Regions from separate parts of the Homo sapiens genome. Here region 2 is linked to region 1. A link is an interaction called in ENCODE POLR2A ChIA-PET data of the cell type or tissue named here. Cell type or tissue: HepG2. All regions are shown on one strand. Links, peaks and the distances in the headings refer to the core of each region. The heading gives the core; the rest is flanking DNA. Region 1 has its middle 21 kb from the start of UNC13B. Region 2 holds the start of MYORG (myogenesis regulating glycosidase).

What was found. Peaks named below come from ENCODE experiments on the same cell type or tissue, not always from the same donor. Only the 100,000 strongest peaks of a DNase experiment are listed, where the experiment ranks them.
Region 2: POLR2A ChIA-PET joins it to region 1 with 6 read pairs; 1 of 35 experiments calls an interaction of 5 or more read pairs at or near these places.

The regions. Positions count from the first base shown.
Region 1 is chr9:35,135,986-35,146,482 of GRCh38, forward strand. It overlaps the pseudogene LOC730110. Among named protein-coding and RNA genes, the nearest start is that of UNC13B, 21 kb to the right of the region's middle. In HepG2, for the core only: no CTCF peak of the experiment used is centred there; no DNase peak of the experiment used is centred there; H3K4me3 peaks cover 287 bases.
Region 2 is chr9:34,373,518-34,379,209 of GRCh38, forward strand. It overlaps MYORG (myogenesis regulating glycosidase), which reads right to left and starts at 3,381. Exons shown (of 2, transcript NM_020702.5): 1 at 3,276-3,381. It overlaps SPMIP6 (sperm microtubule inner protein 6), which reads right to left. Exons shown (of 7, transcript NM_032596.4): 7 at 5,502-5,664. RefSeq lists enhancers at 2,148-2,729, 2,730-3,310 and a silencer at 3,356-3,745. In HepG2, for the core only: CTCF peaks have their summits at 1,517 and 2,080; a DNase peak (open chromatin) is centred at 1,504; H3K4me3 peaks cover 1,114 bases.

The sequences.
Region 1 (10,497 bases), core at 3,755-6,254:
GAGCTGATATTTCTAGCTTCTTAACTTTACCAAAGGTAACCTCCTAGGTACTTACAGAAGGCAAAATTTGACAGTCCATGGAAGAGAAGAGAATAGACAAGGTCACACAGATATTAAACCAGAAACTACTTACTTCCTAGGTGGGGAATCGAACCCGGATCGCCACATGTGAAAGTGCAAAATCTTGACCACTGAGCTACATAAAGCGGCAGTGACCACTTTCTTTCCTAGAAGAAACCTACAGTAGTTAATTTTGAACTTGCAAAGGCTTTTAACTATTTAATATGATTTTTAGGGCTATGACATGAACCCTAAAATTCCTGTTCCCTGAAGGTGGAAACCAAAAGAAAGTATCGCCACGTGGTTAAAAGTTCAAGCTCCCAAGGACATAAAACGGTAAAGACTTCATCCAGTTTTTTTGTTTGTTTCAAAACTGCAGCTAAGAGTGTTACTGACCAGCTTGCTGGCTCATCTTGAAAAGTGGGCTTGCTTACAGGTATTTTAAGCCTGTGTTTTATCCTAAAGTACCCCTTGACACAGAAAAACAAATTTATAGCACAAAATACACCAGCTTAAGACTAGCCTTAGAATTCTTTTTTCCATTAATCAAAACTTTACAGAGGAGATAAACACTGATTCTTTTTTTTTTTTTTTTCTGAGATGGAGTCTTGCTTAGTTGCCCAGGCTGGAGTGCAATGGCACGATCTTGGCTCACTGCAACCTCTGCCTCCCAGGTTCAAGTGATTCTCCTGCCTCAGGCTCCTGAGTAGCTGGGATTACAGGCACGTGCCACGGTGCCCAGCTAATTGTTTGTATTTTCAGTAGAGACGGGGTTTCATTGTGTTAGGGAGGAAGGTCTCGATCTCCTGACCTTGTGATCCATCCACCTCGGCCTCCCAAATTGCTGGGATTACAGGTGTGAGCCACCGCACCCACCCCCCATTTTTTTTTTAACCATTCATTCAACAGTCTGCACAGAGAGAAAAGCCAGAAATCTGACTGTTAAGAAATTCTTACCCTTTTGCCGGCACGCCAGGCTTCTGGATTCCCTTTCCCTGAGCGGCCTTAGTGATTTAGCTTGCGACACCATTGCCCTGGGGCCAAGCTGCATCACAAAGGAAATTTTCTTTTTTTTTCCAATCTGGCTAGAGCAAAACACGAGTGATAAAACATAGACATTGGCCACTCTGCTTAGCACCCAATATCAAACTGGCAAGGCTTAAGGTTCCCCCTAGATGGGCCCCATCATCTTTAATCCAATTCCCGACTTGGAGTTTCAACACGTGGTCTCTGGGCAAGATGGTTGCCCTGAGTAACAGAAAAGATAAGAAAGGGAAAGGAGAGAGAGAAAGGCTTTGTCGGTGGCAGGGTGTGGGTAAGGTGAAATGCTCAGGGAGGCCAGAGAAAGACCCACCCACTGCAGCAACACTGAAAAGTTCAGGTGGCTGTGGCTGCTGTTGTGAAGGAGAGGAAAAAGCTCCACATGTCCCACAATCCTGTACATGCCTAACTCTGTCACCTACAGCCATCAGCAAAAAGTGCAAGGCAGATTAATCCAAAGAGAATAGCAGTTAACATCCCATAGTGCTGAGAGGGACTTTACCGAGAGGGGCCTCTAACCCCTTAAATCTTAGAAGGGACTCTAACTCTCCTAAGTCGGGCTTCTAACCCGAGGTTGGTCAAGCATCCTTGCCTTTTATTAAGAGGATCCTCTAACTCACTCTGTCCTAGAAGAGACCCTAATTCCTCTAAGTTGAGCCTCTAACTCAAACCTATTCTTTACCCTGGTACCCCACCACTTACCCAAAGTCGTCCAATCAGTGTTGCAGTCTATTTCCTTTGGATCAGGGGTCTCCTCAATATTGTCCCTTTTGTGGTTCACGAGAAAGCTGTCACAGGACGCCAACACTTACCCAAAGGTAGCCGTTGGGTCAGGGTTTCTGCACTATAGTCCCCTCTGTGGTCACCAGAAATATGTTACAGGAAAGGGGTTCTGATCCAGACCCCAAGAGAGCAAGAAAGGGTTCTTGGATCTCTCGCAAGAAAGAGTTCAGGGCAAGTATGCAGTGCAAAGTGAAAGCAAGTTTATTAAGAAAGTAAAGGAATTAAAGAATGGCTACTCCATAGACAGAGCAGCATTTTTTTTTTTTTTTTTTGAGACAGGGTCTTGCTCTGTCACCCAGGCTGGAGTGCAGTGGCATGATCACAGTTCACTGTATTCTCAACTTCCTGGGCTCAAGCATCCTCCTGCCTCACCATCCTTGGTAGCAGGTGATGGCAATGGCTGGTGCCATCATGCTGGCTGCAGCAGGGAAGTGCAGCGGCTGGGGCTGCACACTGTGGAGCCACAGTGGGAGCCCTGCCTCTTCTTTTTTTTTTTTTTTTTTTTTTTTTGAGACAGAGTTTCCCTTTGTCGCCAAGGCTGGAGTGCAGTGGCCCGATCTGAGCTCACTGCAACCTCCGCCTCCCGGGCTCAAGCGATTTTCCCGCCTCATCCTCCTGAGTAGCTGGGACTACAGGTGCATGCCACCACGCCTAGCTAATTTTTTGTATTTTTAGTAGAGACGGGGTTTCACTGTGTTAGCCAGGATGGTCTCGATCTCCTGACCTCGTGATCCATCTGCCTCGGCCTCCCAAAGTGCTGGGATTACAGGCGTGAGCCACTGCGCCCAGCCACCCTGCCCCTTCTGAGTTGGGATGGGATCTCCCTGATCTGCTGTAGCTGCCCAAACCACAGCTGCAGAGCCAGGCCTCCTGTTCTATGGAGCAGGCAGGAGCCATGCCCTTCTGGGCGGGGCTACAGCCACCCAAACTGCAGCTGTGGATCCGAGCCTCCCTGTGCTCTTGCGGGAGGCGGGAACAGGCAGGATCTGCCCTACCTGGTGCAGCTGTAGCCATTGCACCCGGGGCTGCAGACCTGGGCCTCCTGTTCCAGGAAGCAGGCATGAGCTGGCGACTAGTGGGAGCCCCGCCCCTTCCAGGTTGGCAGGGCAGGAGCTCCTGGTGTGGGTGTTGCTGCCCTCCCAGGCAGAGGACCTGGGTGTCTCTGTAGTCTGCATCCTCGGGGGCCCCAGGAAGGACCCCCATCCTTGTGGGTTCAGGGGTTTCTGCTCCCATTTCCTGGCCTCTCTCCCCTCCTGGCTCCTGCTCCCATCTTGGAGTGGGGGTTGGGGTCGAGCCCTGGGGCCATGAATGGCAGTGGGAAGCAGATTGATTCCTGAGTGGAAGGGGATGGGTCCCCAGTAAGGCCCTACCTTCAGACCAGGGAGGACCCGAAAACGGGGCCGTGCCGCCAGTCCCACAGACCAGAGTGGAGGCACGTGGTGCCATTTCTGGGCCACCCGTGGCTGCTCATGGTCACCTGTGGACCAATTGGCAGGCATTTCCTCCTCTCTGAGATCCATAAAAGCCCTGGGCTCAGACAGAGCAGGGCAGAGGACTGCCAGAGGACAAAGAGGGCAGAGAGACAATAGGATGGGAGGACCTGCTGCAGTGAGGAGCTACTGTCTCTGCTGAGAACTTCAGAGACTGAGAGACATCCAAATGACTTGCCTGCAAAGAGGAGCCACCTGTTCCAGGGCCTCACCTCTGCTGAGAGCTGAACACTCGTCAGGACGACCTGCCTATAGAGAGGAGCTACTCACTCCTCTGAGCTGTTCCAACACTAAATAAAACTCTTCTTCTTCACCCTTCACTTATCTGTGTACCTCATTCTTTCTGTATGCAGGACAAGAACTCAGGCAAAGACACCACAGCCAAAGAGGTTTCCAGCCAGAAGAATTGACACCCTAGAGATTCTGTAAAATTTTGGGGGCTGTCTGGGGTCTGCAGAAGGGTGAAAAAAAGCAAATCTTTCTGTTCTTTTTTTCGGAGTCTCTAAACTCCACAATAGTCAAAATGAAAGAAAAATACCGGGCCTCTGCTAGCCAGTTAAAAGTGACTAGTGTGGCTGGTGGAGGACAGGCTTGCTGGGGAGGACAGTGTCAATCCCCATTCACCCTCGGTTGTGGGAATGTTGGCTTTCATTCCAACATAGTTTCCCTTCACAGAGGTCTAGCTGTTGCGTGGGACCAGAAGGAGGCCGTGGGGTAACTGAGGGTATCTGGCTGAGGCTACACCTCGGTGTTATCCAAATGCCCCTGGACTGACTCCAGTCCCTGACCACCCATTAGGGTGTTGGCAGTAGGACCTCCAGTCTTTCCTATCATTCTTTCTTTCTTTGGGGTTTCCTCTCTTATACACAATGTTAAATGTTAAAAATGTTGCAAACCAGAAATATTACTGGGCAGAATGAGCATTTTGCTTAGTCATCAAAAGTATAAAGTGGAAGGTTTAGAGTAGCACAGATGAAGCAAAGTGTGCCTTCGTATCTGTAAGTAAATTTGTGGTGAAAATGTTCTTGTAATTTACTTGGTTGCCAACTTAGCACCTTGAGGCACAGAAAAGAACCATTGCCTTAGGAAGGAAGCTTTTCTGTAAACATGAGGGCAAATGGTCCAAGGTCCCTTATGTGCAGGCCTTCTTTCCTTTGCAGACCATTACCAACATTGTAGCATTGATTCAGCCCTCCTAGTGGCCATCTTAGGAGAGACTTCAAGGGGTAATCCCAGAGAACTGGGGAAGAAAACCCCAAAGTTACCACCAGCAGGGGAATCAATCCCCTCCACTCCTTCTCTCAAGCTTATCCCAGCCTAGGAATCTTGGTTTTAGGCAGGTCCCAGTCTCAACTGCCCCTACAACAGATGCCTGGTGAATATGGCCCCATTAAGATCCAAGTCCCCCTTTCTCTTCAGGGCTTATTGCAAATTAAGGGGGATCTTGGCAGGTTTTCAGATGGCCCTTAAGGTTATATATAGGCCTTCCAGAGCTTAACCCAAGTATTTGAGCTCTCCTGGAAGGATCACCATGTTACTTTTCAATCAAACCCTGACCAATGCTGCAAAGCAGGCCATTCTTGGCAAGTGGCAAAAAATTTTGGGAATGAGCTTTACATCTTGCATAGGGCCAGGGAAGGGGAGGAGCCTTATCTAGTTGGAAGAATAGCACTAACATTGGAGGACCCTAAATGGGACCCCAATGATGAAATGGGAGAATGGAGGAAGAAACTCTTTCAGGCGTGCATACTTGTGGGCTTGCCTGGGAATGGGCCTAGGCCTTTCAATTGCAGTGGACTATCCATGGTAGATCAAGAATTGGGTGGGAGTCCCACTGCCTCCCTAGAAAGGCTAAGAGGGGTCTTGGTAAAACACACCTATCTCTTGATTCAATAGGGTGACAGCTGGTCCTAGGGGATGAGTTTATTACTTAGTCAGCCCCTGATATCAGGAGGAAACTGCAGAAAAGTCCATAAGACCGGGTAATACTTTAGAGGACCTCCTGAAAGTGGCCACCTTGGTCTTTTACAACAGAGATCAGGAAGCCCGAGAGCAAGGAGACACAAGAAAAAGGCAAAGGCTCTAATAGCCACCTTGCACAAACCTCAGAATTCCTAAGCTGTACCTGTTGGCTGCTGTAAATGCAAACCATTGGAGGGCTAGCTGTCCCTGAGACATGGGCTGCCAGGTCCAGGGCCGGTCTCCCAAATGGTACAGTAGGGCTGATGGGTCCCAGGGTTCCTTTCCCTGACTTTGGTGATTCAGACTGCTATTGCCATCCTGGAGCCTCGGGTGATTTAGGGGATCGAGAGAAGGAGGATGGGCTTCCTCCTGGACTTGAGTGGGCCATTCAGGTCTCTTCTCCAATCTAGGCCCCTTCTCCAATATAGACCCCCTCCTCTGTTAGCATGACTGTGAGGGTCATCTCAGGAAAAGCCCAGCCTCTTAATTGTCGCCTTCTTAGGCTAGGTCCCCAATTCCTGGGACTCCCTTTATCTCCCTTGTTTCAGGAGGACCTGGCCCCACAGCTTCACCTGCTGTTGATAGGCAGGCAACAGAGGAGCAGCTCCTGGCAGTTGCTAGCTGCAATTTGGTGAGGACCATCTGGGACTAATTTAAAGGATTCATCCACCCTCCTTTTTTGGCACCTTTTTGTCCCAAGCTTCAGTTTGAAACCCTGGAATGGAATACTAGACCTGAGGTAGATGACAGTGGGAGTTGAGGGGCACAGTGCAGGTGAGTATGACTAATTCCCGCTAATTAGGTCCTCCCGTTTCATGGATGGAGGTCATGCTCGCATCCATGGCATAGATAAGGTCCAGGGAACTCAAAGGTTACTGACAGTGGAAGGCTTAGGCTCTGCTCAGGTGAGTGTGAATATTCCTGTTGGCTATGCCTCCCACTTCATGGATGAAGGTCACACTTGCACCCATGGTTGGGACTTGAACAGGTTGCCAGGACTCAGGTATATAAGCTTGAAAAAAGAAAGAGGAATGCCTTTTCTGCTCTGTGTCACGTACCCCGGGTATTCACTGGGAAGAGAGAGGAACAAAGGATGCCTTTTTCCCCTCTTTCCAGATGGGTAACCAACCAATCATTTTCAGCCTGCACTCCGTGGGCACATCCTAAATCACTGAACAGGACTTTAGAGTCAGTAGGGCTCCATGGCTTGGGGGAAGGGAACCCAGAAGTCTGAATGCCAGCAAAAGGGTAAAAATTCTTACCAGTTGGACTTCTGGCTTCTCTGTGGGCAAACTGGTTGCAGGAATGATAAAAATCACTATATTCTCTACCCCTCCATGAGTTCAAAAGCCAGAAGTGTTGGCCTTTGTGGCATGGCTGAAGTTGGGTAATAAGAGACTTAGGACTTCTTAAGAAAGGAGTGTTAGTTAAGTCAGCTTAATTAAAAGTCAGCTTAATTAAAAGTAGATGTCCATGGATATCCAAGCTATAGGTATATGTAAAAGGCCTTTATGTCTTTTCCCTTCGTGGATCTTGTTTTTGGGAAAAGGTTTTTTCTTCTCAGTCAACTGAATTCTCCATTTGTGTCTTGCCACTCTTTATGTGCAACATGAGGGGCCCCAACTTAACCTCAGATGGCCTAGGACTCCTTGGGAAAATGGAGGAGGTGCCACTGACCTGTTTTTGGGAAAAACCTCTGTTTTCCTGATAGAGCCTCAGAGATTAGAGGTGGATGGATCCCTCTCAATTTTTTTTTTTAATCTTCCAGCTATGCCTACTTATTAGACCACAGAAACTATGTTTTCCTGGCCCTGGTTCTTGAAGGGCTCCACCCCAGGGCCAGCAATGCAATTAAGAGATTGGCACATGAGGCCGGCCGCGGTGGCTTACGCCTGTAATCCCAGCACTTTTGGAGGCCGTGGTGGGTGGATCATGAGGTCAGGAGATCAAGACCATCCTGGCTAACATGGTGAAACCCCGTCTCTACTAAAAATACAAAAAAATTAGCCGGGCATGGTGGTGGGTGCCTGTAGTCCCAGCTACTAGGGAGGCTGATGCAGAAGAATGGCGTGAACCTGGGAGGCGGAGCTTGCAGTGAGCTGAGATCATGCCACTGCACTCCGACCTGGGTGACAGAGCGAGACTCCATCTCAAAAAAACAAAACAAAACAAAACAAAACAGATTGGCACATGAAAAATCTTACAACTACTGGATCTCCGTTTGTGTAGATATATATATGTCATGTGTGATGTTTACATAAAAGAGCTCTAACTGATTGGCTTAAAGAAAAATAGCACTGTTGGGCACGATGGTTCATGCCTGTAATCCCAGCACTTTGGGAGGCTGAGGCGGGCAGATCACTTGAGGTCAGGAGTTTGAGACCAGCCTGGCCAATGTGGTGAAACCCTGTCTCTACTAAAAATACAAAAAATTAGCCGGGTATGGTGGCTCGCACCTGTAGTCCCAGCTACACGGGAGGCTGAGGCATGAGAATCACTTGAACCCAGGAGGCAGAGGTTGCAGTGAGCCAAGATCATGCCACTGCACTCCAGCTTGGGTGACAAAGTGAGACTCCATCTCAAAAAAAAAAAAAAAGAAAAGAAAAAGAAAAAAGAAAAATAGTGCTTAGGCTTGGTACAGTGGCTCATGCCTATAATCCCAACACTTTGGGAGGCTGAGGTGAGTGAATCACCTGAGGTCAGGAGTTTGAGACCAGCCTGGCCAACATGGTGAAACCCCGTCTCTACTAAAGATACAAAAAATTAGCTAGGTGTGGTGGCTTGTGCCTGTAGCCCCAGCTACTTGGGAGGCTGAGACACAAGAATCACTTGAATCCAGGAGGCAGAGGTTGCAGTGAGCCGAGACTGTGCCACTGCACTCCACCCTGGGTGACAGAGTGAGACTCTGTTTCAAAAAATAAAAAAATGAAAGAAAAATAGCACTTAGATCAAATATTTTGAAAGAATAGTAAAGCTGTAATGCCTTTTAGTTCATGGCTATCACTCTAGTGGAATGGAAAGCATGGGAAAGTGTGGCCTTGTAAGGCTCATAGTTAGGCCATTGCCTTTGGGGGGAAAACATAAAGTGGCACCGGTGCCCACCTAAGGTCAGAGATATCTGACACTCCAAGATTGGATCCCAAAGGGGGACGCCCCACGGGATCCTCCAGACATCGCCCTCTCCAAAGAGGATGCCCTTGGCAAAGATTCTGAGGTCTAGTACTGAACCCTCCTTAGACTTTTCTCTCACAGTTGCAATACTGCTTGGCCCCCAGTATTGTATGGAATCTGAAGGTTACTGTTGAATGGGAAAGTGGGATGGCATTACATGTATACAGGCTTTTGTGCTGTTGTTCTAAGCAGGGGGCCTGGTTAATGTGTGATGTTCTCCTTTGGTGCTCTTTGGTCCAAGTATTCTTTGGAGTCTGGGGAGGTTTGGCCTTTACATCAAATTACCATGGAAACTGCTTTACCCGAAATTTTGGTTCACAGCCTTCATTGGATTATCTACGAGGGCAAACAAAGTAAAACTTGTGAGCTTGTATTGCTATCTCATGGCTAGGGTTCCATGGATCCAAACTAAGCTATTGGATCTTAGTTTGTGTGTGTAAATACAGGTCTAGGTGTGTTTATTTGTATGTACACTTATAAGCATATAAGTAAAAGAGAGCTCATAAATTAGAGAAGTCCTTCAAAATTGTCAGCATACATTTTTTCTAGATTTTATATTTGTCTACCATTATAATATGTAATGGAGACTACTGAAAATAGATTTTCATGCAAGGCATAAGCAAAGTAACATGTGTCTTTAGTAAAAAAATATAAGAAGGCATGCGAACGTAAATTTTTGCCTAGTTTAAAGGGTTAAAGAATTGTTTAAGTTAGATAAGATAAAGCTAAAAGTTCAAACAAGTTATAGAAGGTTTATAAAAATTAATCTTGTAAAAGGAATCTTGTATGTGAACACATTGACTAAATTCAAAGGGGTATTATTTGGTTTCTCCATAAATTGAACACTGGAATAAAAGCACATGGTTTTCTTGAAGCACTGACATGCTCTTTATTATTTATTTATTTATTTATTTTTAAAAGTATTTATTCAGGACTCAAAAATGTGTAAATTTTGTTTATACTTGAATATAATTTTTATTATTATAAAAATAAACCTGTAGTCAATAACAATTTAATTATACATTTGAAATTATCTAAAACTGTAGAACTGAATTGTTCATTATACAAAAAATAAATTCTAGAGGTGATGGATACATCATTTATCCTAATGTGATTATTAGTATAAATTATATATTGTATGCCTCTCTATCAGAATATGCCATATATAACATAAATATTATGTGCCCTCAAAAAAACATTAACAAAAGTAAATTTAAATGGGAAAAAAATAAAAATTTTACCTACAGAAACAATATTCCTTAACTTATTTGCAGTTTAAAGCCACTGGCAAAAAAGATTACTAGAGACGTTAGTCCATTATTTTACCAAATAGTGTACTGTTACCATCTTTTACCTACACCCTTAAGTAAGGTGGACTAGGTTAAATTAAGTGGAATAATGTGACTTGATTGAATGCACAATATTTAACATGTTAAAAATGTTGAATTAAGAAATTTTCACACATAATATAAAATTTTTAACATGTATTGCATTTTGTTTCATAAAAGTACAATTAGTAAAATAATATCTTATTTTAATTTTAACTAAAACTAAAAATATTTGTCTCAATATAATGCAGAATATTACTCTGAATACCTACCTCATGCATCACTCAATACTGTAAGTGAACCACAAAGAACCTCTTAAGATTTTCATCATGCATCTTACATTTTAATGTCATTACTCTTTCATAGAAGAGGTCATAAATACTCACCTAAAAAAAAAACCTCTCATATCTTTGATGCAGCAACAATTGGTCATACGCTTTCACAGATGAATATAATAGGAATAGAGAAACAGCATGGGCTGGGCCCAGTGGCTAACACCTATAATCCCAGCATTTTGGGAGGCCAAGCTGGGTGGATCACCTGAGGTCACGAGTTTGAGACCCGCCTGGCCAACATGGCAAAACCCCAGCTCTACTAAAAATATAAAACTTAGCTGGGTGTGGTGGTGTGTGCCTGTAATCCCAGCTACTCAGGAGGCTGAG
Region 2 (5,692 bases), core at 117-2,616, 770 kb before region 1:
TCTCAGCTCACTGCAATCTCTGCCTCTTGGGTTCAAGCGGGTCTCCTGCCTCAACCTCCCGAGTAGCTGGGATTAAAGGCGCACACCACCACACCTAGCTAATTTTTGTATTTTTGGTAGAGACAGGGTTTCACCATGTTGGTCAGGCTGGCTTCGAACTCATGACCTCAAGTGATCCACCTGCCTCAGCCTCCAGAAGTGCTGGCATTACAGGCGTGAGCCACCTCGCCCAGTCCCCCTTGAGACTTTTAACAGGGCGGTAGGCTAGCTTCCCTGTCCCCAGAGGGGGAGAGGAGGGAGGAAGGGAGAACAGCTCAGGGATGTGTTTTTATCCTGAGTCAAAAGCCTGATGAAGTCTGGAGATTGAAGAAGACACCCAAAGCCAGACTTAGTCCCAGGGCCTGGTTTGGAGGGAGGTAGAGTTGGGTTCAGACATTAGGGCCTGGGGCAGGAGCCTGGCATGGGGGGCCAGTTGTTTCTCACATCTGCTTCTCTTTGCCCTCAAACTCACCCTGCTCTCAGCCATCATCCATCACCAAATCCATTTCCATGCCTGCCTTCCTGCTTTGCTCCTGGCACCACATCTGTGGGCCAGCTACTTCCTCGCTCTGTTTCACCCACTGTCCTGTTTCTGTCATAGTTTGGGCACTGTCACTTCTCCCCTGTATTACCAAACGCTTCCCCCAACAGGCCTCTCTGACTCTAACTTCTTTCTCACCAGTGCCTTCTGATCACGGCAACCATAGTGATCTTTCTAAAGCACTTATCAAACCATATCTATCCCTAGCTTCGAGAGCTGCTCATTGCTTCCATGATGAAATTTAAAAGTGTTTGCTTTGCACTGGAGGCTCCAGGCATGATGTGTTCTCAGCTACCATTCTGATTCCATTTCCAGCCAAGCCTATCTTGTGATTACCAAGCTCGTTCCTTCCCCAACCTAAATCCTTTAGGCCACCTGCTTCAGGAGATTTCACCCACCTAGCTTGGCCCAGCGCACCTCCTCCACCTACCTGCTCTCCAGGGATCAGACACCCACCACTACCACTAACACACATAAACTCTGACACACTATATGCTAAATATCCAGATATGAGGCCATGCACGGTGCTCATGCCTGTAATCCTAGCACTTTGGGAGGCCAAGGAGGGCAGATCTCTTGAGCTCAGGAGTTTGAGACCAGCCTGGGCAACATGTTGAAACCCTGTCTCTACCAAAAATACAAAAAAAAAAAAAAATTAGCCAGGCATGGTGGTGTGCACCTGTAGTCCCAGCTACTTGGGGGGCTGAGGTGGGAGGGTCGCTTGAGCCCAGGAGGTCAAGGCTGCAGTGAGCCAAGATTGTGCCACTGCACTCCAGCCTAGGTGACAAAGTGAGACCCTATCTCAAAAAAAAAAAAAAAATACAGATATGACTACAGGGAAACACAGGCTCAGGGGAAGAGGTGTGTCCTACTCTGCCACTCAAGGCCACTGACCGTTCCTGTCCCAGGCTTCAGAGCAGAGTCCAACAAAGAAATAGCACCACCCAGGTGCACACACGGGCATACACACAGCCAGCCAGTTGGTTGCCCAACTGCTCCAGCTCGGGGGAAGAAGAGAAGGAGACTAGCAAACAGTAATTAGCCTCCTCCCAGATGCCAGTGTCTGTCTCTAAGTCCCCAGGGACTTCCAAGGAGATGCCGGAAATACTCAGGTTTTTCACCTCCCCCATGCAAGAATGCAAGGTGTGGAGCAGAATTTGATCCTAAATGTCAATACACAGCTCCTCCCATAGGCACTTCCCACACGGTGCTAGCTCAGGGCCTCATTCTCAGTGCCCTCTGCCCCCAGCTGCCTAAGCTTGTCAGCCCTAGCTGGTCTGGAACAGACTCTTATTCCCTTTCTCTCAGTCTACAATGACTTAGCTTTCCTCCCCATTCCTATATAGATACAGCTTAGAAAACACCTCCTGGAAAATGCAGCCAGTGGCCTTTAGGTGATGCCCTCAAGCTGAGCAGAACCCAAAGAAGGCTTTAGGTGGCTCAGATCACACCTGTGAGTTTATATTCATTCATTCAAGATAACCAAAGCCCTATTCTGGGCACCAAGGAAATAAGGAGAGAGAGGGTCAGTATCTGAAGAGGAGAGAGACTTCCTCATCCTCAAAACTTTCATATGAAGTCAGCCTATCTCATGAGCCCTGGAGGCAGGAAGAGGCCACCAAGGTGGATTCAAAAGCCCTTTCCGACAGTTATGTTTTGAGAATCTTAATTTTCTGGGATCTGAAGTTCTTTGATGAAAGACAGAAGCCCACAGGCCTGGGCACCCACCCACCCCAGGCACCATGATAGTGTCCCAAATGTCACCACAGCATCCAGTTCTATCAACAATGTGGAACAGCAGACATAGCTGCAGTGTCCATTTTACAGGTGAGGAAACGTGGCCCAAACAGAAAAAGGAACTTGTCTGAAGTTAGCCAGGTATCAAGGCTGCCTGGATCTAAAATCCCAGCCCAGCTCTCCACAGTGTAAGTTTTAGGAGATGGGAGATAATGATCTGACCTGGCTGCCTGAATGCAGTAGCAGAAAGGAGCCCTGGGGCTGAGCTGGTGGGACCAGCTTCCATCAGATGGACATGGCATGGTGAGGCCTGTCTTTCCAAGGGCTGGTGCTGCTGCTTGCTCCACGCGGACCACGAAGACCACGAGGGCAGCAAAGAGGGCAATTTTAATGGCATCTGGTACCGGGGCTTTGGGGGAGGAAGTCTGTGGTTCCGGTGTTAACAGTGGTGCCAGAGACCTCTGTAATCTGCCGCCTCCGCCAGGTGGAGTCTGGGCTCTGCCCCTGCTGAGCCTCTCCCCACCGGACACTCAACCTCAGCCTTGGCTGCCACAGCTAGTCTGGTCTGAGGGGGAGGGCCCCGCCCGACTCAACTGAGGGGAGGCCATTCCAAGTAGAATCGTTAGTTGGACACAGTTCCCGGGGGGATGGAAATGTCAAAGGCAACTCGATCCGGCCCATCTCCCTCTCCTGCCAGGCGACGGTATCCGCGGGGATCGAGTGACTGCCTACATAGCCTGGAATACTCCACAGCCGCCCTCCCTACCCCGCCCTGAAGGCTATACTGTCCGAAGGGGCCGACCGAGGTCAAGGGACCTGTCGCCCCGCGGGAATCGCGGCCGTGGGATGGGCCCAGGTGTTCAGGCTCGCTCCACCCATTCATCGGTGGGAGCGAAAGTTCAGGAATCGTGCTCCTTCAGCAGCCCCCCGCCCCCCACAGCCCTCCCGCTGGGCTCACCCATTGCAGTTACAGCCCGGCAGAAGCGGGGGTGAAAGAGCTTCCCGCCGATCCCCTGCGCTTGAACCAGAGTGAAGCTGCCGCCGCGCCGCGCGGGGCTCTGTCTGGCAGGGCACAGCCCCTCCTCGGGTCCCGCCCTGGGGTTCCTCGGCCACGCCCCAGTCATCCAGTCTCGTCTCGGGCCTCAGAGTCCAGCCCTGCCCTTGACGTTCGACCCCTCCTCCCAGGTTATCAGGCGGATCTGTGGCCCCGCCCCTCAGCCCCACCTTCCTCCCACCGCTCTGTGCTCTGCCCCTGGCATTTCAGGCTTGCTCAGTCCTGCGCCCCGCGGCTCCGACTCCCGCCGGCGGGCCCGCCCCTCCTGGGCCACTGCTAACCCGCAAGCGGGCGGGGCTCGGCCCCAGGCCTGCTGGGACATGTAGTTCTGCAGAAAGGAGCAGCTGCGGAAGGTTGGGGTTCTTGCACCTCTAGGCTAGGTTTGGAATGAGGATGAGAGGGAGAGAGCTGCAGGGTAAAGGAGCAGAGCTGGCCATTGGAATTCCTTCCTTCCCGGTTTGGACAGGTGGAGGCCATATCGGTATAACGCTCTCACAAGCCCTCAGCTTTCCATACGGAAAAGTGGTGGCGGAATTCCGCGAGTATCTCAGCTCCCAATGCAGGTGCTTCCAATCGAGGGCCCCACGGAGGGAGCTGTAGTTCCAACCCGCCGCGAGTCCAAGCTGTCGGTTCCCACCGGACCAAACCAGCGGTGTCCGAGGTCAGGGACTGAGAAGACCGGTTTCTGCTCGGTGTTTTGCAACGTCACCCGCCTCCCAGACCGCTACCCCCAGACTAGTTATTTATAGGGTCCAGCCCCTCCTCCTAAGTTACAGCCTTTAGTTAGAAATGCCCAAGCTGCGGGAAAGTGGGTGTGCCCCGCCATGCCCCTCTCCCCGGGGGCTGGGCAAGACTCTGAGGTTTCATTTCTTTTTTATTTTATTTTATTTTTATATTTATTTATTTTTGAGTTTCGTTCTTGTTGCCCAGGCTGGAGTACAATGGCACGATCTCAGCTCACTGCAAACTCCGCCTCCCGGGTTCAAGCAATTCTCCTGCCTCAGCCTCCCAAGTAGCTGGGATTACAGGCACGCACCACCGCGCCTGGCTAATTTTGTATTTTTAGTAGAGACAGAGTTTCACCATGTTGGTCAGGCTGGTCTCAAACTCCTGACCTCAGGTGATCTACCTGCCTCGGCCTCCCAAAGTGCTGGGATTACAAGTGTGGGCCACCGCGTCCGGTCTTTATTTTTTTGAGAGAGGGTCTCGCTCTGTCGCCCAGGCTGGAGTGCAGTGGCGTTAACATAGCTCACTGCAGCCTCAATGTCCTTGGTTCAAGCTATCCCCTCCCGCCTCAGGCTCCTGAGTAACTTGGACCACATGTGTGTGCCACCATACCCTGCTAATTTTTAAATTTTTTTGTAGAGAAGGGGTCTCTTTATGTTGCCCCAGCTGGTATCGAATTCCTGGGCTCAAGTGATCCTCCTGCCTCTGCCTCCCAAAGTGGTGAGATTACAGGTGTGAGCCTCTGCACCCAGCTGGTTTCATATCTATTTGATGCAGAAATAAAAATACTGAAGATCACAGAGATTTTAGAATGGCCCCTTCTCGCTCCCTGAGGGGCAGAGAAACAGGGCTTTGTTTTGCAACTTGAAATTTCTTTGTCATGAGACCCTCCAAAATTATGTTTTGACCAGTTGGACTTGGAATGGGGGACACACCTTGTGCAGCAAGGGTGTCTGAGCACAGAGAGGCTTTTGGGAGGCTGTGATGGGGACTCCTGGAAGCAGAGATCAAGAGCTTTGGGTGTAGGGATAGGTCTTTGACTGTGGAAGGAAGGATTCTGGGTCCTCTGATGAGTGGGAGGGCATCTAAGTTTGGGAGCATACTGAAGAAATGTTAGCTGGAGGGTCTTCGTGGGGTGGAAAGTAGATGGCTCCTGCCTGCATTGCAGGGTGGACCCATCCGTTTGGGCTCTGGGATTCAGGGGAGGAGGATAGCAGCTGGATATAAGGCTACTGTTCTGTGTCAGGAGGGCACTCAGGGATGTACTGAGATGATGGGGTTGGAAGGGCCCAGGGAAGGGTGACTTTGAGAAAAATTGCATCTCAGTTGAAGGGGTTTGATAGAGGCCTGAGTGACTGGCCCTTCACTTCCAGATCCTGCTGGGTAAGGACACAGGAGGCAGGCTTTGGGGTTGAAGAGTTTATTTATTGCTCTGCCCCCTTGGCACAGCAAGCCCAGGCTCTACCAGCAACGATAGTCGGGATAGGTCTCAGACACAAACTCAGGATGGATAACATAGTTGTTTCTCTGGGGACCACCAGACTTCTTGAAGTGACTTGTGTCCCATCTACAGGAAGAGATGGGTCAGCCGTTTT